Regions from separate parts of the Mus musculus genome. Here regions 1, 2, 3 and 5 are each linked to region 4. The links are chromatin loops, found by intact Hi-C in ENCODE. Cell type or tissue: heart. All regions are shown on one strand. Each heading gives the region's core, and the rest is flanking DNA. Links, peaks and the distances in the headings are about the cores only. Region 1 has its middle 9.9 kb from the start of Gm36213. Region 2 holds the start of Egln3 (egl-9 family hypoxia-inducible factor 3). Region 3 has its middle 37 kb from the start of Gm35895. Region 4 overlaps Gm46328 (a long non-coding RNA gene). Region 5 has its middle 22 kb from the start of Gm36213.

Evidence for each region. A loop is a pair of places that touch in the nucleus more often than their neighbours do. Peaks named below come from ENCODE experiments on the same cell type or tissue, not always from the same donor. Only the 100,000 strongest peaks of a DNase experiment are listed, where the experiment ranks them.
Region 1: it touches region 4 in a loop (2.1-fold over the local background); 3 of 42 quality-filtered maps call a loop at or near these places.
Region 2: it touches region 4 in a loop (2.6-fold over the local background); 3 of 42 quality-filtered maps call a loop at or near these places.
Region 3: a loop joins it to region 4, with 2.3 times the contacts of the local background. A loop is called at or near these places in 3 of 42 quality-filtered maps.
Region 5: it touches region 4 in a loop (1.9-fold over the local background); 2 of 42 quality-filtered maps call a loop at or near these places.

The regions. Positions count from the first base shown.
Region 1 is chr12:54,486,182-54,492,610 of GRCm38, reverse strand. No RefSeq gene overlaps it. Among named protein-coding and RNA genes, the nearest start is that of Gm36213, 9.9 kb to the right of the region's middle. In heart, for the core only: a CTCF peak has its summit at 2,723; no DNase peak of the experiment used is centred there; H3K4me3 peaks cover 264 bases; H3K27me3 peaks cover 1,042 bases.
Region 2 is chr12:54,202,312-54,208,740 of GRCm38, reverse strand. It overlaps Egln3 (egl-9 family hypoxia-inducible factor 3), which reads left to right and starts at 4,867. Exons shown (of 5, transcript NM_028133.2): 1 at 4,867-5,536. The coding sequence starts at 5,180. In heart, for the core only: a CTCF peak has its summit at 3,358; DNase peaks (open chromatin) are centred at 3,360 and 4,880; H3K4me3 peaks cover 1,284 bases; H3K27ac peaks cover 1,193 bases.
Region 3 is chr12:54,310,128-54,316,556 of GRCm38, reverse strand. No RefSeq gene overlaps it. Among named protein-coding and RNA genes, the nearest start is that of Gm35895, 37 kb to the left of the region's middle. In heart, for the core only: no CTCF peak of the experiment used is centred there; a DNase peak (open chromatin) is centred at 3,286; H3K4me3 peaks cover 1,218 bases; H3K27ac peaks cover 1,496 bases.
Region 4 is chr12:54,401,469-54,407,897 of GRCm38, reverse strand. Gm46328 (a long non-coding RNA gene) reads right to left here. Exons shown (of 4, transcript XR_001780528.1): 2 at 4,840-4,917; 3 at 2,934-3,256; 4 at 2,242-2,592. Among named protein-coding and RNA genes, the nearest start is that of Gm46328, 4.5 kb to the right of the region's middle. In heart, for the core only: no CTCF peak of the experiment used is centred there; a DNase peak (open chromatin) is centred at 2,637; H3K4me3 peaks cover 510 bases; H3K27ac peaks cover 1,300 bases.
Region 5 is chr12:54,454,440-54,460,868 of GRCm38, reverse strand. No RefSeq gene overlaps it. Among named protein-coding and RNA genes, the nearest start is that of Gm36213, 22 kb to the left of the region's middle. In heart, for the core only: no CTCF peak of the experiment used is centred there; no DNase peak of the experiment used is centred there.

The DNA of each region.
Region 1 (6,429 bases), core at 659-5,658, 85 kb before region 4:
AGATCCAGGGGATCTGGGTAAAGATGCTTCCAGGGCGTCTTCTCCCACCTTGATCCTGTGTCAATTTTTCTTCTCTGTGTTTTTCATTCAATTAACATTTCCTGAGAAACCTGTGCCTAGCACAGCTGCAGCCCCTGGGACACAGGTCTGTTCTCTGAGTTCCTGGAATGTACAGCCTTTAATTTCCTTTTTCCTTCCACGTTCTTCTCTAGTCTCCATTTATTCATTTCTTGTTTTCCTGTTCTTTCCTATGCTCGTGTGTTAAAGGGACACATTTAAGAATGGGTTTCCACATCAGTGTCTCATCGTCTGCATTTCCACAGAAAGAGTTCAGAGCTGGGAGGCTTGGCACAGCCCAGGGGTTGGCAACCTGGGAACGCATTGGCCTCATCTCCTGAGGATGGTGAAGCTGGATTCAAAGTCTACATCAAGAAATTTGGTAACTGCCAGATGAGGTAGTGGACATCTGTTATCTGAGCACAGCTATTCTCAACCTTTACTACAGTTCCTCATGTTGTGGTGACCCCCAATCATAAAAGTATCTTGTTGCTACTTCTTAACTACACATTTGCTACTGTTATGAATCGCAGTGTAAATATCTGAGATGCAGGACTTTGAGATGCAGCCCTCAAAAAGGTCATGAGCCACAGGTTGAGAAACATTGTGCTAGCATTAAGGGGGAAGAAGCAGGCAGAACTCTTTAAGTTCCAGGACCACCAGGGTTAGACAGTGAGACTCATTAATAAAATATCCCATACCCACGTACCAACCACCCCCCCCCAAAAAAAAAGCAGCAGCCCAGATCCTCATCTAACTTACAGTCTGGTGGCCATGCTGAGAAACTAGGCTCCAGTGTGTTTGTGTGTGTGTGTGTGTGTGTGTGTGTATTTGTGTGTGCGCACGCACACGCAGTTGCATGCACATACCTGTACAGGACTATTCTCCTAGCCAAACAGCTGTCATCTAAGGGGTTCAGCTGTTCCTACTTGCAAAAGATTGTCCCCGCTGCTGGGATCGTGGATGGTTTACAACCCCTCATAAAGGGGTGGGAAGGGTGCTGCTCAGCCTGTGATGGTCATCTGAATACCTAGCTGCTTCCAGTCACCCACTGTTTGCAGCCCTTCTCCAAGAGCACTTGGCCTCAAGGAGGGGCTGGTGTCTCTAGGCTGGGAAAGGCTAGGGAAGGGGAAATGTGCTTAAGTTAGCACCCCATTGTGCTCCATAAGCTAGCTCAGTAACTGAGTTGGTTTGTCCTTTGAGACCTTAGGAGGCAGGGTAGATGCTGCCTATGTCTCCTCTTGGGATGGGATGTTAGAAACGAGTGTGTAAGGCATGTCTGGAGGGCTGGGATGGCACAGAGCAGCATGGACTGAAGGATTCATAGGCCTTGTTGAACCATTTGGCTCATCTGGAGATAGTTCCCAAAGAAGCTCCTGATTCATGTGGAATGCTTGCTCTACACTCCGCCAGGGCTGTGGCTCTGCACTCCTTCATATGCTCATGCGGTTGGCGTGACTGAACTTTGGGGCCTCCCTCTGACCTGACTGATCCTAGACTTTACTCCTTCACAGTCAGATGCAAGCCAGGTCTTCTTCATTTGCCCTTCTCACCTCTCTTCTGGGGAGATGGTCCGGTTGTTTCTTTAACGTCCCTGGCTTTGTGGTCAGCAGTTTGACTACTAAGGAACAATTTCAGATGATTTGGGGCACAGGACTCATGGAATTTACAGAAAAGCCACACTGGGAGGCCTAGGAAATGCAGAAGCTGGAACAGTCCCAAGGAGCATAGCAGACAACATTTGTGGACCTTTACGAAGGGGGTCCCATCATTTGCATGGCTCAGCTTTTGTACCTCTTGATATAAATAGTCAAGAGAAAGGTATGTGAATTCCTTGTGCTTTAAAATCCACCCTGGTCTATTTAATGGTGGGTGAAGACTAGCCTTCCATGAAAGAACTTGGTGGTAGGGACCTAGGGCAGCTTTGGTGCAGGCTGCTGCTGGCAGGAGGCTTGCAGCAATGTGTTGATTTCTCTTCCCAAGCAGGAGAGAGAGTTAATTTAATACTTAAATTACAGGGACAAACCCCTGGCTCTGCCCAAACACTCTGCTCACCCTCCTGGGTCTGAGTGTCCTCCAACGTTGCTTCCTTGTTCCCTGTTATCAAACAGGTCTCATGGAAGGCACTGACCTGTGATTTTTGTGTTGTAAAAAAGCCAGGGTGTTTGATGCTCACATTTATCCGCTAGGGGAAAACACACACACACACACACACACACACACACACACACACACACACACACATTAAATGAGACTAATGGACTCTCGGGCACATGCACATTCCATTGCAACCGGCCCTGGGCCAGGCCACGCTGATTTTTCAGGTCGCAGATCTCCACGCAGCTGAGGTAGAGCCAAAAGGTCTGTCAGCTGCTGAACTTCCTCCCTCCAGGCTCCTTCCCTATCGAAATGCTTTCGAAAAGACTGTGTCTCCAGAGTTAAAATCCTAACGTGAAGCCAAAATCCAAGCCGATGACACTATTTAAAATGAGAGTTATCAAGTCACAGGTCCAGAGGGAAGGCCTCTTTGACCTAACGCTGAGCAATTTCTTATAGCCTTGCAGTCCATTTGAATCCCGGAGAGCTGAGTTTTCATTAAGCCTACTACTTACTGGAAGTGAGTGTCCCGCATCCGTCTGCTCTGGGTCCTAGGTCTTACCAGCAGCAGGCTCTAGGTGGAGCTACAATGCAACTTTAGTCACCTCAAAGTCCGCAGAAAAACTTAAGGAAATCACAGTGCTCAAAGACACTATATAGTAACACCATTTATGAAAAGGGGTACAACAATCACCACGTGGAGGCTTCTGTACGGGAGGCAGGCTAGGAGTGGGTGGGGTTGGTGACCACCGTTTTCAGTGACAAGTGGAAAGGCTTGTGGTGGCAAGGAATATGTAACTATTGGTGGTTTGTCAAGTCTTAATCCAAGAATCACTGTTCTCTTACCTCATGGGCGGAGAGAGGGCAGGCAGAGAGAATGGAAAGCCCGAGAAACAGAAAAAACAAGAGAAACACGAATTTAAAATATATATAATTGTAATTGTTTTATCTTGAAGGAGAATTTGGTCTAAGGCACACAAAATTCCTCTGGGTTCATACTTGAACCACGGAATTAAAGAGTGATGATCATTCAGGGTAGAGGGTCTTGATTAAAGGCTCTTGTTCATGAGTGGCCAGTGAATAAAAAGGAGCTAAGAGACACATCAGATATCTTTGCTTAGGGGGAACATAGGCTAATAGTTGTTTGTGTTAGGTTTATGTTTCTCAAGACGAATTTTGATGACTTTGGGGCTATATGGAAAGTCCTAATCTGAACCTTGATTTCTCTTGTTTTCCAAGAACACGTCCATCTTCTTACATTTCTAAAGTACTCTAACTCTCTGGTTCTCAGCCTGGATCAAACAGCACCAGCGTAGCACTTGTTAGAGAAGAAAATTCTTGAGCCATACCTGTGTTGGTTTATCATTACTGTCCACTTAACTCTATTAGGAATCACCTATGAGACATACTACTGGGTTATTTATAGATGATGATGATGTGTGTATGTGTGTCTCCAGGTATTTATGTAACACAACATATGGTTGTGAGCCACCATGTGGGTGCTGGGAATTAGACTCAGGTTCTCTGGAAGAGCAGAAACTGCCACTAACCTTTGAGTCATCTCTCCATTGACACATCCATCTGGATGTGTCTGTGAAGATGTTTTCAGAGAGGTTTAACTGAGGAGGAAAAGACCCACCCTGAATGTGGGTGGCATTGTCTCACGGGCTGAATTAAATGGAAGCAAAGGAGAGTGTGATTGGCTGACTCATGCCCCTGCTGGCGTTATTTACTTGCCATGATGGGCAATTTACCCATGAGCTAAAATAAACCCGTCCCTTGTTAAGTTTACCACAACCATGTTGTCACAGCCATGAGGCGGGGGATATGGGGCTTAGTGGGCTATAGTTCAGCTGTTCCTCCAGGTGCTTCTGAAACCTGCTGAAGTTCAAGTATACTAACTCCAGAGTCTCTCAAAATTTCACAGGGTAAAGTTGGAAGAGATAGGTGACCAGTCAACATTTGAGTCCCTATTCAGTTGGCACTGTGATAAAGTTGGCTACTAAAATAAAACTCTGTATTATTTAACCTATTTTCTTTCGTCCTCTGTAGAAAACCCGGACCTCTTCCTAGTCGTTAGCAGGGAAACTCATCATATGTAGTAAATGTTACGTGAATAAGATAATTCTACTTGGAAAGGTGAGAGGAGGAAGGCTTATGGGTTAGAAAAGGACATCTGAGCAGTCTTCAATGATGAGAATGTCTAATGAGGCAGAGAAGGACTTGTGGCTTTGAATTGTTGACTTTTATTATTGTCATAGAAGAAATTTGTCTACTTCAAAATGTAAAGGAGTGGCGCATGTGGGGGGGATAGGTTTCCCTGCTACCACTTGGCTAAAGACATGAGCTTTTCAAGTCACCTATGAAGAGGAAAAACCCAGCTATTCTTGGACTTTGATTTAGTGAAGTAATGTCTACACATTTCTGAGGAACTCAGTGACTCAAGTCTTCTACTCAGCCAAAGTGTTGGTTAAATCTAATGACAACGGATACCACGTTCTCAGGTTTCAGCAAATTCAAGAACGAACCAACACACCTTAGGAAAAATAATTATTCAATGACAAGTTTCAGCCTGGTCAGAGGTCAATCAAAATGAAAGACTGAAGAATGGATCAGTCATAGTGAAAGAGCTGCGGTGAGCATGGGAAAATTAGGTCTAGTTAAAGTAGATACTTTAGTAACAGGGCAGAAAGGGAATGTTACATTGTTTACTATGGGCTGTAGGTCAGGCTGGGAGGATATTAACTCCCTCAGCTGTTTTAGAAGGAGGCTTAGTTTTAGAAATGGCCAACCACTTTAGGTTTTTTGATACAATTTTTTTCTTAGAGAACTTAAAACAAACAAACAAACCTCTTATGGCAAAATTCCCACAGTTATGTGATGCTTCTTTTTCCCCCTTTTCCTTAAAATCATTTTAGTTTGTTGATAAGTAAAACTAGATCTTAATACTTCCTTTAAATTAAAACTATCTAATAAAGTGTAATCTAATATTATTTAACATATGTTCCTAAGTCTAAGTACCTTCCTCTTTTCCTCCTTATCTTACAGGAATTGAATCCAGGGCCTCAGACATGCTAGACACTCTACCATGGAGACATACCCAAGCCTTCCTTGTCCTTTTTAGCTTGTTTTACTTAGTTGTTCAAATGCTTTGCCTGCCTGTATGTATGTGTACCACATGCGTGCCTCATGCCTAAGGAAATCAAAAGAGGGCATCAGATTTCGTGAAACTGGAGTTATGAATGTTTGTAAGCTGCCTCAGGGTGCTGGGAACCGAACCCTGTTCCTCTGGGCCATTCTCCAGTCTCTAGTTTTTTTTTTAGCCCAGGCTCTCACTAGGTTACCAAAGCTGCTTTTAGCTCACTGTGCAGTCTAAGCAGCTTTGGACTTGCAATCCTACCCCAGTCTCCTAATAATGGAGATTTTGCATCTCTACTAACAGTCCTGCTTTCTTCTCCGTCTCTTTGCCTAATCTCTTATATGTTATGATTTAACTTTTGCCTACCTGCCTGTGATGTTCAGGTTTTAGGTCTGATGACTGCAGTGAGTTTCAGAGTTACCCATCGGATAGCCTTCCTTGCATGTTCAGTGGATAGGCACTTTAACTTGTTCCAAAGCAGACTTGTTTATTGAATCCAAATTTGTTGTGCCTTCTATGTTTGTGTATTTCCCGACTTCACTCATGATTTTATTGTAGCTGGATCCCAGACTCCTTACCTGTCCTTCATCCCATTCATTCTATCAGCCCCTGACCACATTTCCAAACCAGATTCTTGAAGCCACCCTTGATTTCTCGGTCTTCCTCATCTGTCCCTTCTGTCTGGTCAACAGTGCCACTTCCCAAACCCACAGTTTTCCCTCCCTCTTAGTCCTCATTCTCCTAGAGCACTGGGGACCAAGTATTCAATCACACAGGTATATGGGGGACATCTAATGCAAACCACCACAGTGAACAGATGTTGGTGAGGATGCAGGGAAAGAGGAAGGAACCTTTGTTCTCTGTTAATGGGACTGTAAATTGGTGTACCCACTGTGGAAACAAGTATGGTAGATTCTTTAAAAAGAAAACCCAGAACTACCCTATGACCCAGCTATACTGTTCCTGGCATATCTCCAAAGGACTCCACATCCTACTTCAGAAATCAGCAGACGAATGACTGATAAGAACATGATATATATACACAATGGAATTTTATTCAGTCGTAGGAAACGAAGCTATGAAATTAGCAGGCAAATGGACAAAACTGGAAAATTCATTAAATGAGCTACCCTAGG
Region 2 (6,429 bases), core at 651-5,650, 200 kb after region 4:
AAACTCAGACACGGCAGGACTTTGATGGGAAATAATAAGTTACACGAGGATTAAGGAAGAATTTGAAGGACTACAAAGACAGCTCAGCAGTTGAAGAACACCAGCTGTTCTCCCAGCCCCAGCCCACAAGCATCTGTAACTCCAGTTCCAAGGGGAATCTGACTCTCTCTTCTGACTTCTGCAGGCAACAGGAACACCCATGTTTCACACACATACGTGTAGGCCTAACCCCACTACACATAAAAGAAAAAGAAAAATTTGAGGTGGACACAGTGGCATATACCTTTAATTCCAGCACACAAGAAGCAGCAGATCTCCGAGGGTAGCCTGGCTTTGTAGTGAGTTCTAGGTCAGCCAGGACTATATAGTGAGATCCTTCTTGACAAAACAACAACAACAAAACCAGATAGACCCTCTTCCACATTAGTGGTGGGAATGTGAAATGTTAAGCTGTTAAGAAAATAGTTTGGTGGCTCTTCAAAATGGGACTTCAATATTTTACTCCCCCCCCCCCCGCCCCGTGCCCCGAAAGTTGAAAATGGCTAATCAAATCCTTAGGCACATATGTTCACAGCATTACTACTAACACTAACTCAAATATGGAAAGAACCCAAATCCATCAACTGATAAGTAGGATATTATGGCATAGCCACAATTATTCAGCCATAAAGAAGAGAGCACTGATATGTGGTACAATGTGGGTGAACCTGAAAAACAACTTTATGTGACAAGAAAGAAGCCAGCTGGAAGAAGTCCCATATAGTATGGTCCACTTAGAGAAAATGTCTGGTATAAGTAAACTCAGAGAAACAGAAGCAGATCAGTGGTTGCCAGGGACTGAGGAAAGTTGGGAACAGAAAATTACTGACCAAGGGGTGTAGAATTTTCTTTTGGGGCAGTTAGAATGTTTTGGCAGCACAGAGGTAGTGATTGCAACATGCTGTAACATGAATGTAACATGCTGTAACATGAATGTAACATGCTGTAACATGAATGTAACATGCTAAATGATGCTGAAGTTTTCACTTTGAAATCATGTGATGTCGAATACTGCCAAATTGACACAATCTAGAATCTTCTGGGAAGGGAGTTTCAGTAAGGAATCATCTATATTTCATTTATTATTTTATGTATATGGATGTTTTGCCTGCATTCATTTCTATGCACACTACATATGTGTCCGATTATCTTGGAGATCAGAAGAGAAAGTTGGGTTTCCTAGAATTGGAGTTATAGATGGCCGTGAGCTACCACAAGGGAATCTGGTTTTCTGGAAGAGCACCAAGAGCTCTTAACTCCTGAGCCATCTCTCCAACCCCTCAGAGAGGAATTATATAGACAGGCTTGCCTGTAAGAAGACTGTAGAAGTATTAACTGATTACTTAACTGAGTGGGAAAGACCTGCCCACTCTGGGTGGCACCATTCCCTAGGCAGGGAATCCTAAATGTGTAAGAGTGGAGATGGGGAAGCATGCATGTATTCACTCACTGCTTTCTACTGTTGATTGTGCATGTGATGTGACTAGCTACGTTACCTCCTGGTATCTTGACTTCCCTGCAATGATGAACTGTGACTTCTGAGCTAAAATAAGCCTTTCTCCTCTGTGTTGCTTCTATTAGGGTATTTTATCATAACAGAATTAAAAACAAGAACGTTGGGGCTGGAGAGATGGCTCAGCTGTTAAGAGCACCAACTGCTCTTCCAGAGGTCCTGAGTTCAAGTCCCAGCAACCACATGGTGGCTCACAACCATCTGTAATGGGATCTGATGCCCTCTTCTGGTGTGTCTGAAGACAGCTACAGTGTACTTATATATAATAAATAAATAAATCTTAAAAGGAAAAAAAAAAAGAAAACAAAGTTGGTTGTATGTTTTTGAAGTTATTTTAATACTTGCTATGGTCTGGCTTGTGTCTCCTGAAGGCACGTATGTTTAGATTTGATTGGCAGCCAGTGGCATTGCTGGGGAATGGTAGAACCTCTAGAAGGGTGGTCTAGTAGAAAGACGTTAGGTTACTGGGGGTGACCCTTGTATCTGATTCTGGATCCCTGGATTCTTTATCACTCTTCTTGCCTCTCCCTGACATGATGGGCCTTGCCACAGTCCCCAAAGACTATGACAACACCTTAAAAACCATGAGCCAAAATAAATAAACCGTTGTTTCTTTTAAATGATTGTCTTAGTTAGGGTTTCTATTGCTGTGAAGAGACACCATAACCGTGGCAACTCTTATAAAGGAAAACATTTAATTGAGGCTGGCTTACAGTTTTAGGGTTCTAGTCCATTATTGTCATGACCAGGAGCATGGCAGCATGCGGGTAGATATGGTCCTGCAGGAGCTCAGAGTCTTAAATCTTGATCCAAAGGCAGCAGGTAGTGGCTGTGCACCCCTGAGCCTGGGCTTGAGTTTCTGAGACTTCAAGCTTGTTCCTCCACAACACACTCCACGTGGCCACACCAACCTCAACAAGGCCACACCTCCTGATAGTACCACTCCTTCTGGGCTACACATTCAAACCCGAGAGTTCACGGGAGGGGGTCACTCCTAGTCAAACCACCACAATGACTGTTTCAGGTACATTGCCAAAGCAATGAAAAGTTGATGAATATAATAGTCACCTTTAAAATGACTTAGGTTAATGGACAAATATCTGAAATAAATGTATTTACAGGTAACTTGGATTTTGCCCATCTGGTGCTCAGCCTCAGAGCCCGTTTGGCTCCTGCCTGTCTGTGCCCTCTGTAGAATCATGAACTTTGATTTCTCCCAGTCACAGTATGTCTGACTTCCCTACTGCTCTCAGTGCTGGCAGCTCTGAGTTGATTGGCAGGTCTGTGATTGATTAGTAAGTTCCCTGTGATTGATTAGTAAGCCAAGCAGGGATGGGGCTACAGGATTGACTCCCTTCCTGACCAGCACGCGTTTTGGAACTGAAGTCATCTAGAACCGCATCAGGCCTGAACTTGCTTGAACTGTTGTTCTAGTTGTGACTACACTAGCAGCCACTGTGCTCTGAAATTATGGAAATCCATTTAAATATTAAGTTAATAACTTTATTGGGATATTTCTGAAGTCTACTACAATCTCCAAAGCTGCAAAAGCCCCAAGGTACTACCTTCCACAGCTTCCTACTCCAAGGTGTCCCTGCAGATCATAAGAGGGGTCAGAGTGGCTCCTAGAGAGGGGCTCAGATAACAGTGGGAAGATGGCCTTTCCTCCTGTTTGGAACTCATTTCCATTCTATCCCCAATGAAGATAAATTACTCTCCAGCCTTTGCTTTGTTTGCCTTTACTGGGATGGGACAGGACAGCTGTTCTGCAGAAGTTCTCACTGTCCCCCTCCAGTGGCCGCTGAGGTCTTGCTCTAGATACCCTGGGAGGCTCCTCAGTACTGCTTGCAAAAGGTCCTGTCCTGCTGGCTTCCTGTCTAAAACCCCAGCTGGTGATTGCAGGGCCCAGGTTCAGATGTCAGTGTCTCAGGAGACTGTTTTCCAACCATCTATCATGTGCTGGCATCAGTGTTTCAAGGACATGGGCTCCTGTCACCCCAGTGCTGCTATGGGCTTTTGGACAACAGCTTCTTGAAGTTGAGCCTTTACCCTAAGGAAATACACCTTCTCCTGGACAGACATATGGAAGAGGCCAACTGAGCAAGGCCATTAACAGGGTCCCTGTTCTCCATGGAGCTAGTTAGGTTTCTTCAAAGCTGCTTACACCCTCTCTGGTTGACTGCCACTCCCCAAGGCCCTGTTTGCCCTCACTGACTACAATACAGCCTTCTTCCCAGTCTGTCAGCACTCTCTCCTCCTCTGCCTCTCCTTCACATGAACTGCACCCCCACTTCTCCCCTCAGAGAAGGTGAGCAGAGGGGCTATTGGGAAGAGAATAAAAGCAAAAAGGACTTTATGTCCAAAATTAGTGATGCTTGAAAAATCGGTGCAGTTTTTCATTTGACTTAACTGAAAATCTAAATGTGCAAAGATGTGAACTGACTCTCTGTCTCTCTGTCTCTCTGTGTTTGTCTCTCTTTCCCTCTGTCTTAGATGTCTCTGTTTCTCTCTCTCTCATTTGGAAGGAAAGGGCATCAGAAATCTGTATAGAGACCACCTTACAGTAGATAATTAAGCCTTTTGGGTAGGGCCTAGGGCTCTAGTGCAAGTTGCATGTAGTAGAAGCCAGAGAGACCTGGAACACAGTGTATCTTTTGGGGAGAGTGCGAGTGATTTTGAGAGAGAATTTCAGAACCTTTTAGTAAAAAGCTTGAGTATAAATGGTGCATGAACATCTCCCGCAGGACAAAATACAAAAATTTGCAGGATTTGGCAGTGCTCTCCCTTCCCGGGGCGCCTCCCTATCTCTCTGTCCTCCACTCCCTTCTCAGGGGATACACACCAGCCTGGCACACAGGGTGGGGGGAGGTCAAGGGGAATGTTTGTTAATGAATCAGTCAGTTTTGGTTAAAATTAAATTCACCTCTCTCTCTCACAGGGGTTGGAACAGCCAGACCCGAATCAAACAGAAGAGGAAAGAAGGAAAGACACTAGGTAGAGCTTAAACCTTAATGTTTAAGAAATATAGTCACCAGAGAGGTGACTAGCCCAGAAAGTGGCAATAAACTGTTCATGTGCATCTCAGACGTGAGATCCAGGTTTTCAAGTTTGTTAGGGGATTTAACGCAAATCAATATGCAAATCGAGAGCATTAAAAAAAAAAAATCCAGCCCTTTCTTGGGTCACACACAGGTTAGCTAGAGTGGAGCTCACCCAGATGCTCCGCAGCACCAGTCCAAGAGGAAGAGCCCGGAGGAGGGCAGTCCCGGGGGCGGGACCATGACGTTGGGGTCAAGGCGGTGCTTTCTCTCGTTCCTCCCCCGGCCACGGCCGCCGCGGCGGTGGCTCTGCATCTCCAAAAAGGGCCCTCCGACTTCTCACTGGGCCAGTCCGGCGCTGGGTGGCGGAGCCCTACACTGCTCCCGCCGGTCCCAGAGCCGGGATCCCTTCTCTTCAGAGTTTCGAGCAACTTTCCCCGCCTCTGGAGCTAAAGTGGCTCGGGGACTGTGACCACCGCAGGTGGGAGAGTCCCCGGCCCGGCTCTCCGCATCTTCGCTGTGCGCTCGCGCTGGGAAAGCCCTGGGTGCGTGCACCCTGGGGGTCCCCGGCCTCGGCTCTGTGGGCGAGATGCCTCTGGGACACATCATGAGGCTGGATCTGGAGAAGATCGCCCTGGAGTACATCGTGCCCTGTCTGCACGAGGTCGGCTTCTGCTACCTGGACAACTTCCTAGGCGAGGTGGTGGGCGACTGCGTGCTGGAGCGAGTCAAGCAGCTGCACTACAACGGGGCCCTGCGTGACGGCCAGCTGGCCGGGCCGTGCGCCGGCGTCTCCAAGCGGCACCTGCGAGGCGACCAGATCACGTGGATCGGGGGCAACGAGGAGGGCTGCGAGGCCATCAACTTCCTCCTGTCCCTCATCGACCGGCTGGTCCTGTACTGCGGGAGCCGGCTGGGCAAATACTATGTCAAGGAGCGGTCCAAGGTAGGATGCGTGCGGGTGCCCAGCCGCAGCTGCGCTGCAGGGGACGGGAAGCCTTCATTCGGAGTGTTGTGTCGCCTTCGCTGGGGTGCAGCGAACTTTGGTTTTTAACCAAGAAGTCAGCTTGCCTATCTGCCCTACTTGCGTCCCCTCCACCTCCTGGCCTAACCCCTTAAGCAAAAGTCCACGTTAAGGGGCTCAGGTGTCTCGTGATGATGAGCTTCTGCTGACTCTGAAAGAATTGCCCTGGTTTTGGTGATGACCGCAAGGACAACTGGCTGGTGGAGGGAAAAGATATTGGAAACACTGCGACACGCATGTCCATGATCCGAAGTGCCTCCTTTAAAGCCACCCGGTACTGCCCTTCACAGTAGCCAGAGGCACTCTTAACTCTACTAGAGGCAAGTCTAATTTTTGCCTTGTGTTAGTTGGCTTGTAGAGTTAGGTAGGGTGGGAGGGAAGAGTTCGGTATGACAAGGTTAAGTCCTCCACTTCTGCTGCAGCCTTTGAGCCCTGGGGCTCAGAATTCTCATAGACCCCTCAGCCCAAGTGCTGAGCCCCACGCCATCGCCTTTCTTTTCCTATAAACTCATGGCAAAATCCACTCAAACAACCTGATAAGGTCCATGAAGAGAGTGGTGAGGTACCTCTGGGTAGAAACCTTGTTTTTGTTGTTCTCATAGCCCGTAATGGGGGCAGTGGGTGGTGATGATTTATCTTGAAAATGTTTACAGGTAGATTGGCAGGCCGGTAGACCAATGGGAGGTGGAGGAGCTGGTGCCTGTAACATCACTTTGGGTTAGTCTTGCTCCTGGCCATTTCTTCCTATAAGGATAGTCAAACTCTCTCTCCAGGAGCAATTCAGAGAGAATTGCCCCCGTGTAGCTGCGGGACAA
Region 3 (6,429 bases), core at 599-5,598, 91 kb after region 4:
TAAAAAAAAAAAAAAACAACTGTTTCTAGACCTGAAACTCTTAAAGAATGTCACAATCAAGTACAGTCTCTCAGATGACTGGTGACCGGCTTTCTTCGTTTCCACACAGCCGTTTAAAACCCTTTAGCAGGGTAAAAGGCAACCCAAGGGTAAGAAAAAATCTCTCCCAAATCGGCTCCATCCTGGACCCAAGGCCACGCCTTCCTGATCTACGTGCAGTCGCTGTTTGCTGGACTTCCTGTGTCCACTTCTGGGGACTTTGCTTCATCATCCCATCCCGTCCTGTCCCTTGACACGACTTTGGTTCCCATTTCATGGAAGGGACTAGAAACTCATTAACTAACGCCCCACGTCTTAGTTATTGGCACCCTAAGTCTAAGTCTGCGTGACCCCAGCCCTGGGGCTCGGCTCACTCCCTTGACTCTCAGAGGAAACAGCGCTGGAAGAAGTCTCTCTGCAGACAGGCCGAGAGCCATGGTCATCCTAGCTGTGAGCTGCTGTACTTTTTATTTCCCGTATCACCATTTTGTCAGTGTGCCACATTCAATAGCTCACCTGATTTTTTCACTACTATGTGTGCTTTACCCAAGACGTGTGCTCCAGGTCCACATCTTTATGCATTTGCCATACCACTTACCCTTGGATGTGCAATTATTTTTAACTAGAATATGCAGAAAAGTCCAAATGAAAAAAAAAAATAGTGATCACCCATATTCCTGTAGTCCACAGTTAGCCAATGTTGGCATACTTGCTTCTAGGGTTGATCTGGGCCTTAAAACAGAACAAGCTACCTACTATTCTTGCACATTCCATGAAGTGATGGTTGGAGCACAGAAGAAAGCCAAGTTGCCTGAACATCGTAACAGAGGCACTCCTTCTTTCTCTATTCAGAAATAGCTATAAGTGTGTATTCCTTCTCTCAGTATTAAAAATATTTACATGTGCAAAATATAGGAACTCTTCCTGTCTATATCTTCTTTTCTTAGATGATATCATGTGACATATGTCATTTTGCATCTTGCTGTTTTATTCAATGTCTTTTGGAAACATATCCACATATATACAGGTTAGTTCTTGTGAAGAGCTGTAATGGTATGTTACTGTATGAATATCCCATGTACAACTTAGGCATAAGTGCACTTGAATGTCTGTTACTTTGCTATTATGAGCAGTACTAACTCAGCCACCTGGATCCTCAGGATTCCCACCCTGCATAGCCCATATTCACGTGTGATTGAGCCTTCTGGAGTTGTGTACAATAGCCTGCTCTGCTGTGTCTGATGGCTTTGGCCTTCATCGCCTGTATTCATGCCTGTAGCAGTATTTACTGAGTGTCTACTAAGCATAGTACTTAGCTCTGGTGCTTTCCTTAGTACTTACTGAGTGTCTACTAAGCATAGTACTTAGCTCTGGTGCTTTTCTTGAGTACTTACTGAGTGTTACTTACTGAGTGTCTACTAAGCATAGTACTTAGCTCTGGTGCTTTCCTTGAGTACTTACTGAGTGTCTACTAAGCACAGTACTTAGCTCTGGTGCTTTCCTTGAGTACTTACTGAGTGTCTACTAAGCACAGTACTTAGCTCTGGTGCTTTCCTTGTATTAATGCAGAGACTTGGGTCTCTGAAAAGTCCTGGAACATGAGCACTGACTTCACCATTCTTGTTTTTTGAAGGAGGGAGACAGAGATGCTGCTCATGGCTTGGCTAAGGTCACATAGCCTGCAAGTTGTAGAATCTGAACAGTCCAGCCACTGGGTGCTGGGCCTCCTTTATCTTTAGCTCTACGTGGTTAGTGGCTTCACCCAGCCACCGACCCTGAAGCTGGGACCTTGGGATAGTACTTATTTTTGCACTACCTGAGCCCAGACAGTAGCTTTCATTCTGGGGTCCATATTGCTCTGTTAAACCACTTTGCTTTTTATTCTCTCTCCCTTTTCTCTCTTCCCTTCTCCATATATTTCTTTCCCTTCAAAAGCACCCTTCTGTCTCTGAGACCTCTGCTTGCTTCTCTCACGGGTTTTGAAAAAGTAACATTTCGGCTGGTGAGATGGTTCAGCTGCTGAAGGTGCTGACTGCCAAGCAGAAGATCTGAGTTCAATACCAGGAATGCACAGAGTGGAAGGAGACAATAATATCCACAATTGTCCTCTGACCTCCACAAGAGAGCTGAGCCATGTGAGCTGTGTGTGTGTGTGTGTGTGTGTGTGTGTGTGTGTGTGTGTGTGTGAAAAGAAAAAAGTGACATTAGCCCAGGTGTGGTGGTGCACACCTTTAATCCTAGGAGTCAGGCAGGTGGATTTTTATGAATTTGAGGCCAGCCTGGTCTGCATAGTGAGTTCCAGGACAGCCAGGGCTATGCAGAGATGCCCTATCTTAAGCCCAAACAAAGTAATCAAAAAACTAACAAAACAAAACAAGAGAAAGGAAGAAAGAAAGAAAGAAAGAAAGAAAGAAAGAAAGAAAGAAAGAAAGAAAGAAAGAAAGAAAGAAGGAAAGAAAGGAAGGAAGAAAGAAAGAAAGAAAGAAAGAAAGAAAGAAAGAAAGAAAGAAAAGGGAGTGAAATTTGCATATCACAAATGCAGGAAGAAAGAAAGCCTTTTTATAATGTGCCCTAATTTGGGGGGGGGGGGGAGTACTTGGAAGAGTTAAAGGAGGCTTGCCATTCTTTTGTTCCCTCCGGAGACTCAGACTTTCAACCCTGTAGGTCCAGAACTTAACTGGAGTTCCTGCAGCATTCACACATTCAGCGAAGAGTGCTTCTAATTCTGTCTTTCAGCCGTCAGGCACGTAGGCAATTTCCTTTTATAAAGTTGGTGGTTAGAACTAAACAGGTGCAAGTTACAGGAAATGCAAACTATTCCCCACACCAAGAGAGATGCAGTTGATAAGGGACTCCCCGCCCCCACCCCCTTCAAAAGTTCCCTCCATCAGCTCCCAGTCTCCCAGGGTCTTGACTCCTACAGCACCCCTCCCTCCCTCGCATCCCTGTCAGTGAGCCAGCCAGCCAGCCAGCCAGCCAGTCTGCAAGCCTGAGTGCTCTCTCTACAAAGAAACATCAGGACTAGGAGAAGGTCAAGATCATGCAAAGGAAGGACCACCCTCAGGCTCCTCTCGGCCCTTACCCTCCTGCCCCTCTTTCTGTGAAAACGAGCCTACCTAGCATCTTGGGGCTGGGGACCCCTCTGAGCGTGTGGAACCCGCAGGCGGGCTAAGCGGGGGCGGTCCCCTGCCGGGAGGTGGGCAGGGTTCACCGAGCAGATGGTGCTGACTCACGCTCTCGCTACGTGAGCCTTGGTGGCAGGCAGGGCCAGGTTGGGCCGGGCGGGACCGGGACTGAGTCCTGCCTGGTGCCTGGCTACCTGCCCGCGGCTCACCCCGAGGGACTTCGCCCTGGCCCCAGTGCAGCCCCACCCTGATGGCCCTGAGGATGGCTTTACAGTGGGAGCTGATCTTTGGTCCCAGGTGCAGCTAGACAGGAGAAATCCGGGTTTCTGTACATGCCCTTCCCTCGAGCCTCTTCTTGACCTCCTGGGAGTCCACAGAAGCCCCGGAGCTGGCCCCTGGCTTCTTTCTTTTATGGCCTCTTATCTAAGTGAAGACGTTTCAGAATTACTCTAGGTTTTTTGTTGCTTTCAAAAATCTCTTGGTCTCTAAGCAACCCAGTGTGATGTAGAAAGGACAGGCTCCCTTTATCCATTGACAGCGAGGAGCTCAAGACCCGCCTTTGTTCAATGTTTTATCAGTTGACCACAAAGAGAACTTTTAGCACCGCACAGAGGAGCACTTGGCATTAACGTAACCTTCTTTGGTGACAGGTCCCAGTCTCATGTTTCAGTGGAAAGTCAGGTGACAGAGAAAAGGGGATCCAAGTGTATTGGTATACGCCCCAGACTGAAAAATCAGAAGTCAAGGTCATTCTTAGCTACCTAGCCAGTTCAAGGCCAGCACAGGCCAGCACAGGCTGGCTACCTGGTCTCCACAAGCCTTCACACTCCGCCAAAATCAAGTGGGGATTCTAATGAATGTGTCAAATTACCCCCACTTTTTCTTTAGTGCTGCCCTTTCTGGCACAGTTAAAGGGAGAGTAGTGCTTGCAGGGGACTAGGCAGGTCTTTGGGTGTGGTGGTGGGGATACTGACTTTCAGCTTCAAGTGCAGCGGGTGGTCCCTGGGCTTGTAACACCAACAGGATAGCCTAGGGGTCCTGAGCGGCCCCTATGGATACCTGACTTATTTCAGGGCTGCAGTAAGGCGCTAGCTGCAAATGGCATTTCTGTAGCTGCAATGGTCGTGGCAATGAAACAGGATATTCTTTTCTTTGTTGAAGATAACTGGATGGGGAAAATGTCAGTCATTGACTACTTCAGAAAAGCCTGCTTTGCTCTTGTTTGTTTGTCTTGGGAAACCAGTAGAAACAAGCAAAACTGAAATGAACTTTGGGTTGTGGGGGTGGCAGCAGGTGGCATCTCCTGTCTTTAATCCTAGCACTCAGGAGGCAGAAGCAAGCAGTTACAAAACCAAGAGTTCAAGGGCAGCCTGAACTACATTTGAATTCCAGGGCTACACAGAGAAACCTTGTCTCAACAAAACAAAACAAAACAAACAAAAACCCAGGACCAACAACAACAAAAACAAAACCCCAAACAAAACTAAACAAACAAGGAAAGAAAAGCACAAACGAAGGGGGTGGATTCCACTTTAGGCAGAGCTCCGGGTTACAGAACTGCCTTTCAGTTTTGCTTATTATGTAGGCTGGGCTTTGTTCTGGTTTGTTTTACTGTTTTGGGAAAGGGGATTCCCCAAGGCTTCCTAGAGGAAAAGATTAATACATATCTCATAAAAGAATAAAGCTAAATACCCAGAATAGGAAGACAAGAGTCCTTAAATTCCACAGGAACACACAACATGTTATTTCTGGTATATTCTATATTTAATAAGTTAATTTTGTAATTGAGAATACTACGTAACACTCACATTGACAAACCCTTCACTTTGTCATGTTTGCAGTAGTTCTGCTATCATTGTATGCTATGTTGTTTCTACTTTTTGTCTAAGTAATATTCTCTCAAGTGTCTTTATATGTAAATAGTTGGTCACTTGGTTAATGATTTGCATAGTTGAAATTTTCAGATCAAACGACATAAATGGTTTTGTAACAAGAGCACACTGTTAGGCATAGTCTCCATATCCTTAGGGACTGCAGCATGCTGTCTTCTACCTCTGACACCCAGCACCCAGCACCCAGTAATCAGCACTCAGAACCCAACACCTGCTTTATATGTTGCTGAATGGGAAGGATGGGTTTGTTTTTTCCCTTAGGGCATAAGTTCACTCAGAGATGTTAAAGGTAAAGATGGCATTTCATCATAACTGGTCCTAAGAAGCCGAATTGATGAAAGATCATGAATTATAAGGATCTCCATATGACTGTTTTGAAGATATTTTATTGACCAATGGTCATCGGATTTATTAGATGCTAGTTTACAATGCTTAATTAGAATAACCACCAGGCACTTCCCCCAACAGCGAAGGGCAGCTCTCAAAGGACTGGAGACTGTGTGCCCAGGTACAGGGCCGTGGGGGTTTGGAGAGCAGAAAAGGGAATTTTTGTGGTGGGAGATTCCATATGCAGATCTGTTCTAAGTTGTAAATATCACGTATGTGGTGGGTCTTCTTGTCAGGCGTCTCCTGCATCCTAGGGTTCTGAAGATGCTACCAGCATGCAATGTTCCTGCCAGGAGTTTCTCAGCCCACCTGAAGTTTGTTAGCCTTTTATAACTAACCCATGCTCCTTCTCCCTGGAATTAGACAGAGAGAGTGCAGTCTGAAGGGAAAGAAAAACAAAGCATATTAAAACCAGGCCCAAGAACTTACTGAACACACCAGATCGCAAGAAGTGGGTAGCTTGTGCATCTGGACTCTGTAAAGGAAATATTTCTGTAAAGGAAATATTTGCCACATACCTCTAAGTCTAGTACTCATGAGGCAGAGGCAGGGGGGTGCTGGGAGTTTGAAGACAACCTGGTCTACAGGATAGCCAGGGCTACATAGTGAGGAGACAGACAGACAGACAGACAGACAGACAGAAATATTGAGAGACAGACAGACAGACAGAGATATTGAGAGACAGACAGACAGACAGAGATATTGAGAGACAGACAGACAGACAGACAGACACACACACACACACACACACACACACACAGATTAAGAGAGAGGGAAGGAAGGAAGATAACAGATAACTTTTACCTCTGAGATGGAATGGTCCCATCCTGTCATCTGGCTGCCTGGGATGTATATTAAGGGACTGACTGGCTAAGAACGGATTGATCTGTCACTGCTGACTTGGCCACCTTGTGTTTCCATCCCTCCTCCTGCCCCTTTGTCTAGTCTGGGTTCCGTACTCTACAACCTCTACGGTGCTCCCCTTG
Region 4 (6,429 bases), core at 559-5,558:
TGTTTCTCCCATAACAATTGGTCCAGCTGAGCCTGTTGATCCTCTGGCCAGGGTCTGCAGCCCCACCGCCAGGAAATTGGAGTCACTTAAAGACACGCTAAGGAGATGGAGGAGATGATTTCCCCCTGAGACAATGCACCTGTCTTTCCCGAAGCCCTGCCACACGTGACCCCTCAGAGAGCTTCCACTGTGCAGCAACATGGAGCCTGCTTGCTTTTCTGAGTTCCCCAGACACGTGGAACTCTTCCTCTTTCTTCTTTTCTCTCTTTTTCTGTTTTAGATACTGACCAAAGCCTGGGCATTCTTTTTCTGACATGTTTGGCAGTCTCTTTTGGTCTCTGAAACTCCCTCTCACTCTTTGTTTTTCCATTCTGTGGCTGTCCATCACACAGCTGCTTCCTGACATCACTGTGGAACCTGCTTGCTGGCTCAAACCCCACTGCAGAAGGCGGGCCTTTCTCTCTCCCTCTTCTCCATTCCCTTCCTTCTGGCAACTGCCAAGATGTACAGCTTGGCTCTTCTGCTGGTTCCTTAAACTCAAATGAAGTTGCCCTTTGGGTTCCTTCCAAGTCTGTCTCTAAATTCTTTTGTTAAGATTAAGAACTCAAAAGAAGGAATTTTAACAGTACTGTGGAAGGGTCATAGGTAAATATGTGCTAGAACTGGAGGGTCTACGACCTTAACACAGAAAGACACTTTCTTCCCAGAAGGAGGAGTGATCTCCTCTCTCCTGTAAATCAGGCTACCCCACAGGACAGCATGGCTCAACACGGCCCTGATGAAAACAGAGAGTTTCTTCAGTATTTTTCTCCCTGGTGTATCCACGGGATCTCAGATCTGTTTTTTTAGAATATTCCTGCCTCCTGGAAAGATCTGTCTTATTATGCAAATGCATCAAACTTTAATTTTATTACCTTTAAAAAAAGTGTTTTCTGAGGAAAACCACATTTTCTAGAGAAAACTTGGATGATATACAGACTAGGAAAAAAAATAGAACCCTGTTGTTACATCTGTTTTCATATTGTGCATATTCAGGTTCCAACTGAATGGACCTAAACTGGAAGTGTGTGTTTTCACCTGTTCAGGTGGGCCAGTTACTCTACTTGCTTAAGCCCCAGTGTAATGCTGGGGAAATAACATGAAATTGTAATGAGGACGACGTGAACATTGCAAAGCACATGTGCAGTCTTAGTCCAATGCTCGCTTAGTGATTGGCTAGTGTTATTGGTTTTGAAAACATTATCCCAGACTATGTGGCAGTGGGTAAGCCTAGCTCAGAACTGCCTGATGCAGCCTCCAGTAGACAGTCGTAATGCCTTGGGAGCCAAGGAGAAAGAACTACTAAAGATTTACCAATTTGTCTTTTGACTTGAGGCACCGCCATATTTTACATTATTCTGAGTGTGATAGCCTAGGGATGAACATGATCGCAACTCATTTTTGTTGAGAGAACTAGGGAGGTTCAGCAAGTGAGCGGCAGAGCTGTCCTAAAATGGTTCCTAAATTGTTTCAAGAAATTGGATGAGGAGAATCTCTGATGGAGAACTTGAAAGTTGTCATGGAGACGTCTCTCCTTAATTCGTGCAGAGATGAACGTATAAGTTAGGGGTTGGTAGCTCATCTGGATTAAGTATTCGTTTTCTGAGAAGGGCTTGTTGGAGAAAACTTGGAGTCTGGTGACCTCCAGAGACAGTGAAGGACTTGTATGTGAAATCTCTTCTAAAAAACATATATGTGTACACACACACACATACACACACACACATACTCATATACATATGTACATACATATGTATGTGTGCACATATGTGTGTATACACATGCACGTGCACACACACATGTATATCTATACACACACATATGTATATATATGACAGGATATGTGACTAATGAATCAGGGTTTCAGGCAGATAGATGGGGAGAGAAGTACCATGTGGTGGGGCTAAGACGCGAGTAATTGTGAACCCGATAGCAGTGCTTTGACGGAGCACGAGGGGAGGCCATGATAGATGAATAAAAGGATGAACTGGGGAGTGGAGTGGGATTTGCCACCAGGCTGACAGGAGGGCCAGATAAGCAAAGGTGAAGGAGACACACTGGAACGAGAAAATGAGTGATCAGCACTGTGGTTTTAAAGTTGGTCCTTCCAGCTGGGAGATAAAGAAGCAGTCTGGCCAGGGGCTAGAATTGGGTGTGAGGTTTAAGATTTCCCAAAAGAAAAATGGATACAAGACAGTCACAGACTTTTCTCATACTTTGTTTTTGCAACCACAAAACCTCAGGACTTCACCTGGGGTTTAACCTTGGAACGGCACGGGGAGGGTCCTCGCACCCAGGGCTGCTGTCGGGAGGTTTCACAATCCAGTTTCTCCAAGAGAGCGAAGCTGTTTAGGGGGTGATCTGCACAAGGTGCTGAATCCCAGGGACCCTGATTAGAGCAGATGTCGCTGCGGGAACTGAGTCTAGACATGGAAATTGTGTCCCTAATCTCCCGAATCCCTCTTTTTCTACATTCTCTGAAGACGCTGTTTCTGTCAACATTCACTGTGGGAGCCAAGCCGGAAACACGTGTGCAATCAGCAGCCGCAGCATCTACAAAGAGTTATGAAATCCGTTCAAAAATAGCCCGCTTGCCCCATAGGCATGCAAAGCAGCCTGCCAGCCAGGGCGAACGTGTCAGGCAGCAGATTTTCTCCAGCATTTCAAGAGGCTTCCAGTGACCTGCCACACTCAGGGGCCAGGGAGATCAGGGCTGGTCAGAAACACTCAGAGGGGGCCCGAGCCCATGAACAGAGCCCCTGGCGCAGCTTCGGGCATCAGCTCTTGCTTCTAGAGAGGCACTGCACAGCTTCCTCAAACCTGCCAACCTCTTGTCCTCAGCCCCAGTGGGTAACATTTATTTGGGTTAAAAATCTAGTGTCCCATAATATTACCTGAGGCAAGATGCTAAACCGCCGGACACCTTCTTAGAATCCACTGACTGGCCTCATTGCAGGGTCAGCGGAAACATTTTAATCCAGTGCTTCTCTGAGAGCTAGAAAAGTGATTCGGCCAGGATGGTCAGAGCATCACGGATGGCGGGGCTTGCATATGTGAGCCCACAGACTACAGGGTGACAGACAGAGGCTTGCCCGGAGCAGGGCAGGAGCTGTCTGTGTTCTTTCATAGACTGCTTACTGCTCTTCGAGCCTTGGCTGCGGGTCTCTTCAGGTCTCTTACTTTGGCCTTCTCTGGAGACAGGGATGGCCCTCTCTTCCTGAACTCCACCCATGAAGGGGAAAAAAGTAGGACACAAAGAACTAGGCTTCAGTCTCCCATGATCTCAAAACAAAGGGCACTCACAAACGTCTGGGGTTGGGGGTGTGTATTTCTTTTCTTTCCTTTTAAAAAACTCTTTTTTTTTTTTTTTTTGACAATTTCATATGTATAATGTATTTTGGCTATTTTCACGCCCATTACTCTGTTTCATGCCCTCGCCCTCTGCCACTGAAATGCATATTCCCAACAACTTCCTCTCCTACTTTTAAGTCCTTTTGTATAAGTGACTCACTGGGTTTAATTATGGTTGCTTGCGTGAGTATGGGTGATGGGTGGTTCACTGGAGCACAGATAATGTATCAGTGGCTACACTGCTGAAGAAAATGACTTCCTCCATACCTCTACCCTTCACATCACCCCCACCCCTGCTCTCTTCCCCAACAACTATTAACTGCTAAGTGTCCCTCAGGGAGAGGTAGGGGCCTCATGAGCCCTCTGCTGTCCATGACTTATGGTATGCTGACAGGCTCAAGCTGGTGTAGGTCTCATGGGTGGAACAATAGCTGCTGGGAGTTCATGAGTGCAGTGGTCATCTATGTCTAAGAAAGTTTCACAGCACTCCCCGCTACCCTCCAGTTCTTAGGCTCTTCCTTCTCCTTCGTGATTTTTCAGAGCCATTTAGGGTTGAAAATTCAAGTCACTTATTCTCAGTACTTTCTGACCAGTTAAGAATCTCTGCATCACAAATGTCTCTTGCCCAGGCTGAAAACAGCACCAATCAAGGGTGTCCAGGTAAGTATGTAGAACACAGATTGACAATGTATCCACTTAGAAAAACAGCAGTGGTAGGAGCAACCCCTGTGCGCTTGACCTATTCTTGGTTAAGTTTATAGCACAAGACAGTAGTTCCCTACTGTAAAGCAGTCCTCAAATCCAAGTGTAGAGTGGTTGGTTACCCCCCACGATGGTTGTGCCACTGGTGCACAAGCATCCACGGTTTGCCTGGCAGGTCTTTACTGTAACTTAAAGGGCTCACAGTTAGCTACACTGTTGATGGTTTTTCTCCCTCAGCAGCCTGCACAGCCATGAAAGCCAACTAGCAAAGAGGAAACTTCTAACTCAATTTCAACTTGTTTTCTCTATGTCTTATAGCAAAAGAATGTGATGTGTTTGGTAATAGCGTCTTACCATTTAGTCTGGTGGGCAATCAAGAACAATGGCAATAGCATGTATGGCTTGGAGGATATTTGAGGGCTCCCCGACCAACATCTCATAGGAAGGCATTCCACAGCTGGCACTAGGATTTCCACTTAATAACTTATGGCTTATGGGAAGAATACTATCCACCAATGCAGGGTGCCTCCATTTAATTTTTTTTCTAATTTATATTTCTAATAAGACAATAAAATAGTAGGTTTCCCTTATATCTTTTTCATATATTCTTACTTTGGGTTAAACCTTCCCCTTATCTCTCATTCCCCATTTCCTACCCCCACTTACAACTTTTTGTATCTTGAGGGGATTTTTGTCAACATAGCTCTTTAAGACTAAAGAGACAACCCAGTGGGAGACGCTATTTACCTGGTCCAGAGCTAGCTGTCATGATGCTTTCTGCATTATGATGGCTTAGGACTTTCCTCAGTTGAGCAAGGGAAGGATCTATAACCCAAGAAAAGCCACCAGGCAATTATGGTACTGGGGTAAGACTTCAGGGTTCATTAAGGGAGGCACAGAGGGTGTGGACAAGGCATAAAGAGGCCAGTTCTTCGTGGAAGCCTAGAATGAATCCTCTACTGTCTCCCATCCCCGCCCTTGGCTTCCCTTCCCTGTTCCTGGCAGCTCGTTGGCACTGGCCCCAACCGGGTTTCTGACTGTCACCCTAACGCCCAGGTTTCTGTTAGGAAGAAAGCATCTCTGGGAGCAGCAGTGGCCGACCTAGCTCCAGGTGGAATTTAGCTTGTTTTTCCAGCTACCTCATAGCCTGCCTTGGACTTATTAGGTGCTGTTTTACACCCTCTTATGGGAAAGTATACAGTTTTGCAGATAATTGAGGGCTAGGTCAGCCAGACCTGAGAAAAACACTGAAATAGGCCATCTTATGCAAGGACCAAGCAGGGTACTCTACTGACCAGTATCTTGTGATTTGGTCTACACCTATTTCTGAGGGTCCATCTCTTTGTACTGTATGATCTTTGGTCATTCTTTCTTTCTTTTTTCTTTCCTCGCTGGGAATCAAACCCAGGTCCCTTTTCATGTTATGCAAGTGATCTATCACAGCCCTACTTCCTCTTTCTTTGGAGTCATTTTAGGGCAAAGCAAAAGAAGTCACTATTTTTTTTTCAATGAATTTGTCCATATCATAAAGTTAAGGTTTCAAGGGAACAGGATGGTCCTCTGGGTACTGCTCTGGGAGTCAGTTGTTGCCTAGTGGGGCCCTGAGATGGTGGCCACCATATCTACATGCTTCGTCTCATAGAATCCATTATGTGCTCTGGGTCCCTGGAGTTCCTAACCCTACTTCCCATCCTATTGGAACTTGGGCTTTGGAAGATACAAACTGTCATTATGGATCCTTCCAGCAGGCTCTGGCAGTAAGGAAGGAAGGCAGGAAGGAAGGCTGTCTACTTGTGTGGGTTATCACTGGAGTGGAGTGTCAGAAACTCAGGTTTCCTGAGAGCTTGAAGGTTTTGACTTCAGTGCTTCCTTCATCTTTCAGGGAGCAGGGACAGCTGGCTCCACCAACTTGGCTGAAAGATCTGGCAGCTGCTCACTCTGAAAATAGTAGGGGCTTTGTGTTTAAATCACAGCATGAGCAGAGACTCACGTACACACAGTGGCATGCAAATGTGGCTCAGAGGTGCTTCCAGGTCCCAGGGCTGGAAGGTAAAGTAGGGAGTGTGCTCTTATCATGAAGGATGAGGAGAGGAACAGCACCACCCCCTTCCCCACCACTGTTAGCTCAGTCTTGTAAGCAGCAGGGGTACAGACTGCCCTGGCCTCAGTAGCCAAGTGACTCGGGGCAGAAAGAAGATGAAAGACAAGTTTGTTGTGGTTCTTATTTTAAAGAAAAACCTTTGCATTCCTCCCTTTAGCTCCAAAAGCAGATGCTGAAAATATTTAAAAGTGGGGCTGGAGAGATGGCTCAGTGGTTAAGAGCACTGACTGTTCTTC
Region 5 (6,429 bases), core at 802-5,801, 53 kb before region 4:
GGCTTGGCTAATCGTGAGCAGATGGAAATCTTCAGTAGTCTGTCAGACGAGGACTTGTCCATACAAAGGTTCTCATCCACAAAGTGTGTGTGTGTGTGTGTGGGGGGCAGTATTCACGTTCTTCTGGTCCTAGATCTCCAGGACTCTGTGAATGGACATTTACGGTGCATTGGAAGCTTCTGGCTAGAGTGGCTGGTGTGAGAATAACGTTTTCAGGTTGTGTGATGTGTCCTAATTGGGCCAAGTTCTCTGGCAGAGTGTGTGCGTTTTAGTTTCTCTTCAGCCTTCCCATTCCACAACCCAGGAATCTGTCCCCATTCGTCTGTGCCCATTGCATGGGTGGATCTGGTCCGGTGGCCCTCCTCTAGGAAGATGTGGGTTGATTGCACCCACTCATTTCCCACCATCTCCACAAGGAGCAGCCTGAGCTCTGACTCAGGGCTGCTGAACATGACCTGAAGATGAAAGGCCCCTCGATAATCTTATCTGCTGATCAGAGCCTGACAGCACTGGTGACGTAACTAGGCTTTCTGGCACCTCTGCGCCCCGTCCTAAGGGAGCTCTGCCAGGGCCTGCCGAGCCATGGAGACACTCTGACCTCTGCTTGCCAAGTTTCTGCCAGAGCCTGGTGCTCACTTGTTGGGGGAACTGGGAAATCAGTAGGAAAGAGAATATTCTTAACTTCGAATCTGTCTCTGCTGAGTTGGTCTCCCAGGGGGCCTCTGCTGTCCAAGGATGATGGTGACCGGTTTGTGTGCTCTCGTTTGATGGCTATTTCACATCCCTCTTCACATGGGGGAGAATCTCTGCATATGGAGCTGGAAGAGAAGCTGAGAGCAAGACTTCCCTCTGCTTTGGAACTTCTAAAAGAGGAAACAAAGTGGACTTTCCACGTCTTTGTATTCCCGTGGACTCATTGGGAGACAGAACTTTGAACTTTGAATTCTGAAGAAAATCCATGACTAACTTACTAACTTATCTATGCCTGAAAGATTGAGGTTGTTTTGTAACTACATATATTTATCTGTAAGGCAAATTGACTTTGATGGGGGTGGGGGAGAGAGTATAAACTTTTTAAGCTTTATCTCTTTTTCTAGTGCTAAGGTCAAACTCATGACGTCATAGATGTGAGATAAATGCCGGCTGCAGTGCCAGTCTCCCCAAGTTTGGATTCTGTTCTCTCTGAGTCCTTTCCAAATGACGGCAGCAAGTTCGTCACAATTGAGCTAGTGTGTGCGTGATAGCGTTTGCTGTCTGCCATCAGTGAGCCCTGCTGTGTTCACTGTGTAGTATGAGGTTCCAGCAGGAGGAAGACAGCACACTCAAATATAGTAACAGAGGAAACGCTGGCAATAGGGCCACTTATAAAGAGGTACAGTGTAAGGAAACCAACAGAGAACTGTAGACTACTGCAGGAGCTGTTAACACTTCTAAGAGGGCAGGAGAAGAAAGCTGCTTAGGCTGCAGAGAGTAAGAATCTTCACACAGGTGTGTGATCACAGGTAGATGGGGAGGCCAGCCCACCGCTATCAAAAGGAAGGAAATCTAAGGATGGGTTTCTCTACATGTAGTCTGATTTGGGCTTTGCCTATTGATTTCCTGTTTTTCACCTATGGTAGCTACCCGTCCACCGTTCAGTGAGATTTCTGCTCACTGGCTCCTCTCGACAGCTATGATTGAAAGACAATTACTGGGCTACAGAGATAAGGTCTTAGGATGGCGATGTTATCGTATTTGAGAACAAGCCAAGTCTAAAGTCAGCTTTTCAGTCACACCCAGCATAAGAGGATTTGATCAAAGATTATAAGATATCTGAGAGGGGAGGGGATATAGATGAAGGGGAGGAAGGAGAGGAAGGAGAAGGAGAGGACACTCAGACACAAAACGTCTTGGAGAGGTTAGGCCAGGAGATGAACATTGTAAAAATCTAAACCTATAGGGGCTTTGGATTTAGCTCAGTGGTAGAGTGCCTACCCAGCATGTATAAGGCTCAGGGTTCAGTCTCTAGTACAGGGGAAAATAATTAAAGTCTATTATTAGTATCCTTCAAGAAACGAGAAAATATTACTACCATGAAATAAGAACAAGTGCTATTTGAAAAGGAACATCTTTTTTTTTTTTTTTTTTTTTTTAATAAGTCCTTTTTTAATGAAATGGGTTTGTGGTTTTTTTTTTTTTGGTTTTTTCGAGACAGGGTTTCTCTGTGTAGTCCTGGCTGTCCTGGAACTCACTTTGTAGACCAGGCTGGCCTCGAACTCAGAAATCAAATGGACAGAAAAAAATTTTTAGAAATTAAAAACATAGTGGGAAGAAGGAAGCTTGAAAAGAAATCCTAACTATAAGAGTGAGTAAATCTACGTGAGATACAGCAAAAATAAAAAGTGACAGAGAGTGGAGGCGAGACACTAATACAAAAATCTAAGGACTAGTTCAAGACGTCTAAATCTGAATAATAAAAGTTGTTAATAAGGGGGAAAGGAACACTAGGCAAAGTCACCAACCAAATGGGTTAAGAGAATTCTGTAAGAAGGACGTTTCCAGCCTGGAAGACCTCACTGAGATTCGTCTGACTGGATGGGAATTGGCCCACGTGGAGGCTACCTCGTGATGAGATTTTAGAATATTGAGAACGGAGTTTCTATTCTAGAAACTGAACGGGAGACCACAAGAAGGAGTAGCCTCAGAATGGCACTGGTTTCCCACATTTCAAATTCTAGGGAGATATGGTGGTTAGCCTTGACCTTAACAGCCATTCAAAATACCGAAAGGACGTAAGGGAAGAGCAAGCATACCAAATGCTTAAAACCACTTCCTTTCCAGAAAGTTCTTAGGAAACAGCAGGTACATGTGTCCCAGGTATAAGGGTATTAAACCAAGAAAGGGAGAGTTTTAAGACACAGAAATCTGGAAGCAAAAGGAGTCTTCAGAAGGGCAGGTGAAGGGAGACACCAGGAAGGAAGCCTAGCTGGAGTGGAACAGGCCAGAAGCTGCGAGATGCTCCCACAAGCCCAGGAAGATGGAACTGAGGGCGTGTCCTATGTATCAAATGTCCTGAGAGATTTACAGGGCGGTCAGAGTTAGGCATTCAATTAATGATAAACACACATAGAAAATTTTAAATGAAAGCAAGGGCACAGTTTTTTTTTTTTTCAGAGAGACTAAAAAACATTGTGAGGGAAAGGCAAATGTTATTACCTGGCTCATCTGTGACTAACATTTAAATAGAAATACTATTACAAATCCAAATACTGGTCTATTTAAAACTGTGATTAAGATGTACATGGGTAAAGTAGCATAGATATAAAAATAAAATACTAGGTTTTATGGGAAGAAGTTAGTAAATATTATTGGCTCAAACTAAAGGACCAACTCATTTTTTTTTTAAAGCAAGTGGTAGAACATGAAATTGCCATTGTAGACACCAAGAGATTGATCAGATATTAGTGACAAGGTTGAAAGTACCTCACAATGGAGAAGAGGCTGCGAGAGACAGGGACTGCCACCTTTTTAATAATAAACCATATAGAATTATCTGACTATTAACTTTAAGCATGCATGCCTATCTGACTAAAAAAATAATAAACAGTAAAAAGAAAATTAAATAATTAGAGCAACGCATGATGCCCCAGGCAGCCATTGCTAAGCAATTGGACTTGACAAAACAAGCTAAGCTCTCCATATTTGGGCAATCTGAAAACTACAAGAGTAGGAAAATAATTTTTATGGGGGTCATTTTAACACCGCTTCTTAGAAAAGGGCTTGCAAAATTGGATTAGTGATCAATGGTTGTATGTCACGGTGAGGAGAGCTCAGGACATATGCGTTGGCACCACTTGGACTCATCGTGGGTAGAAGGACAGGACAAGCCAAGAGGCTTGCTGAGAAAGGACAGATTACGGGCTAGTGGGGAAAACTGCCTGGTAAGCAGTCCTGGAGATCTGGCCAGCAGAAGCAGAAAGCTGAGTAGAAGTGGAAGAGACTGGTTTGGATATGGGCCGAGTCTCTCGAGGGCTCATGCATTGAGAGCTGGGTTCAGAGTGTGACAAGGTTAAAAGGTGGTGGGGCCATTAGGGCCTAAGGGTGAGTGAGTGTTTGAATCTTTGGAGGCATGCCTTCTGAAGCAGAAGTTCTCGGGGGACCCACTTTGTTCCTAGTCTTGCTATGTGACCGCTCCCTCTCGCACGTGCGACCATCTGTTGTGATGCAGTACAGCCGAGTGCCCCACACCAGAGTTAGTGTTATGATGTTTCTTCTCAGAGTCTCCAAAACTGTTATATAAATGGATCTCTTTTCTTGGTACTTACTTAACTTTAGGCATTTTGTTATAGTAACAGAAAATGGGCTAATAGAAGGAGTACTGAAACACAGGGGAGGAGCTTTGGGTCTTGTGGTCTGTTGTCCGTTGCTTGTGGGCAGAGGCATTGTTCAGAGCCCAAAGTGGATTGAGGCAGCTACACATACTGGTTTTTTCACTCTGTTTTATGGCTTTTTAAAAATTTGTGTTTTTTGGTTTTGTTTGTTTGTTTGTTTATCTTAAAAACAATGATTTAATATATAGCTCAGGCTGACCTGGAACTCACAGCCCTTCTGCCTCAGCCTCCTGAGTTGCTGGTGTTACAGGCGTGTGCCTCCTCATCTGGCCTCTTTCAGTTTTACCTGTCTGCTTAGTCCAGTCTTCGTATCCAGGCCTCTCCTTGATGGTCTAAGTTCTGGCAATATGCTGAGGTTGAACATTTCCATTCAACCTATTTGAAATCCTCCAAATACTGCACTTTGCATGATTTGTATAGATGACTTCATTCAAGTCTTACCTCAGCTTCCCAAGGCTATAACTATGCTTTCCAACACCTTTTTATACAGAGGAAGAAACTGCTTGCCTGTGGTCACATCCAAGGAACAGACAAGGAGTGAAGCAGAGGTCACGGGGTCCTAGTTCAGAGCTGGGCTGCCAGCCTCACTGCTTCCTGTATGGTCTTTTAAAGCTTCACTATCTACTGACTCAACTTCTCTCCAGCTCCCAACCTGGGCTCCAATAGGATCAGGCAAGTTGTCTTTCTGCTTGAGGCAGAACTGAAGGGCTTGGTTCCCACGATCATTGACTTCCATGAAGCTCCCATGTGCCTATGAGTCCCATGCAGTACCTCTCAGCGTGTCATCCCCGGTCTAATGGGCATCTTCAAGATAGAAATGTTAAGTTTTAGAACCCACTTCAGGCTGAGTCAGAAACTTTAAGTCAGACCCAGTGATTGGTTTCCACATGCCCTCCAGATGACTTTGATATATATATATATATATATATATATATATATATATATATATATATATATATAGTCTGAGTGTCATGGCCTAGGGTCAGGCTCAGAGCAGTTATGGCAAATTCAAGTCTTTGCTTATGCTGTTGAGTGTGTTTAAGTCAAATGTGTCTGGGAAAAAGAGGAGCTGGGAGATGAGTGTTTACCCTGAGTTAATATGATGTACAGCAGGCTCCTCCCCATGCCTGTCTCACTGGGAACGTGACATAGGATGCAGCATAAGGAGTCTTTGTTCACCCTCTGACCTTGCACCAAGGATAGTGAAGATGCTATGTTGGATACCTGGGATGAAGATGTAGTTGGGGGAAAAAAAATAGTCATATAAGAGAGAGACTGGGCTTAAGACAGACAGGAAAGAGACTGAGCCAATTGATTGAAATCGGAATTCTAGATTCACACATTTAGTTTAGTTAAACGCCTCGAGTCTCTTTTTGGATATGGGCTATATACCTCACCTACCTCACTTCTGGATGCTTGGTGTGGCGTGTGGTTCACTGTTGAAGACACAGCACATTTCCGAGGCTGTATGTACTGAGATGGGAAGTTGTGATTGGCCCTGCTGTGGAAACAATCTGAAAAACAGCCGTTAGATACAATGTTTCTTCTTTTTTACATACTTCAGCAACCAAAGTAGAAATACAAGCTTGTTCCCGGTCTTCTCAGAGCTAAACCTCTGCCAACTCCTATTGCTCGTTGCTGTCTTATCGCTAGTGTTTTGGGGTGGTTAGCAGAAGTCTTGGCCGATTGACCGGGGAAGCCAGGGCTGCTCTAAGCTTTTGAACTACAAGCTTGCAGAGGCCGTTTCGCAGCTTTCTAGGCAGATCACCCTTGATTGATAACGATGAAAAGCAGTAAATAAATTTCAGCCAGTACACACGGAGTGGATCAGGACAGAGAGTGTTTACTGTGGACAACCAAGGGGCACTGTTTTAGAGGAGATTAAGATTTGCTGCATTTAATGCTCCTGCCCACGTGGCATGGTTGGCAGAGGGTGAGTTACTGTTTTCTTCAGAGAGGTAGACAGGGCTGGGGCTGTACTTCTCAAGTTAATGCATGCAATAAAACTAGCCTTTTAGAAAACCTGTCTGGGAGCCGAGGGCGTGGCTCGGAGGGAGAG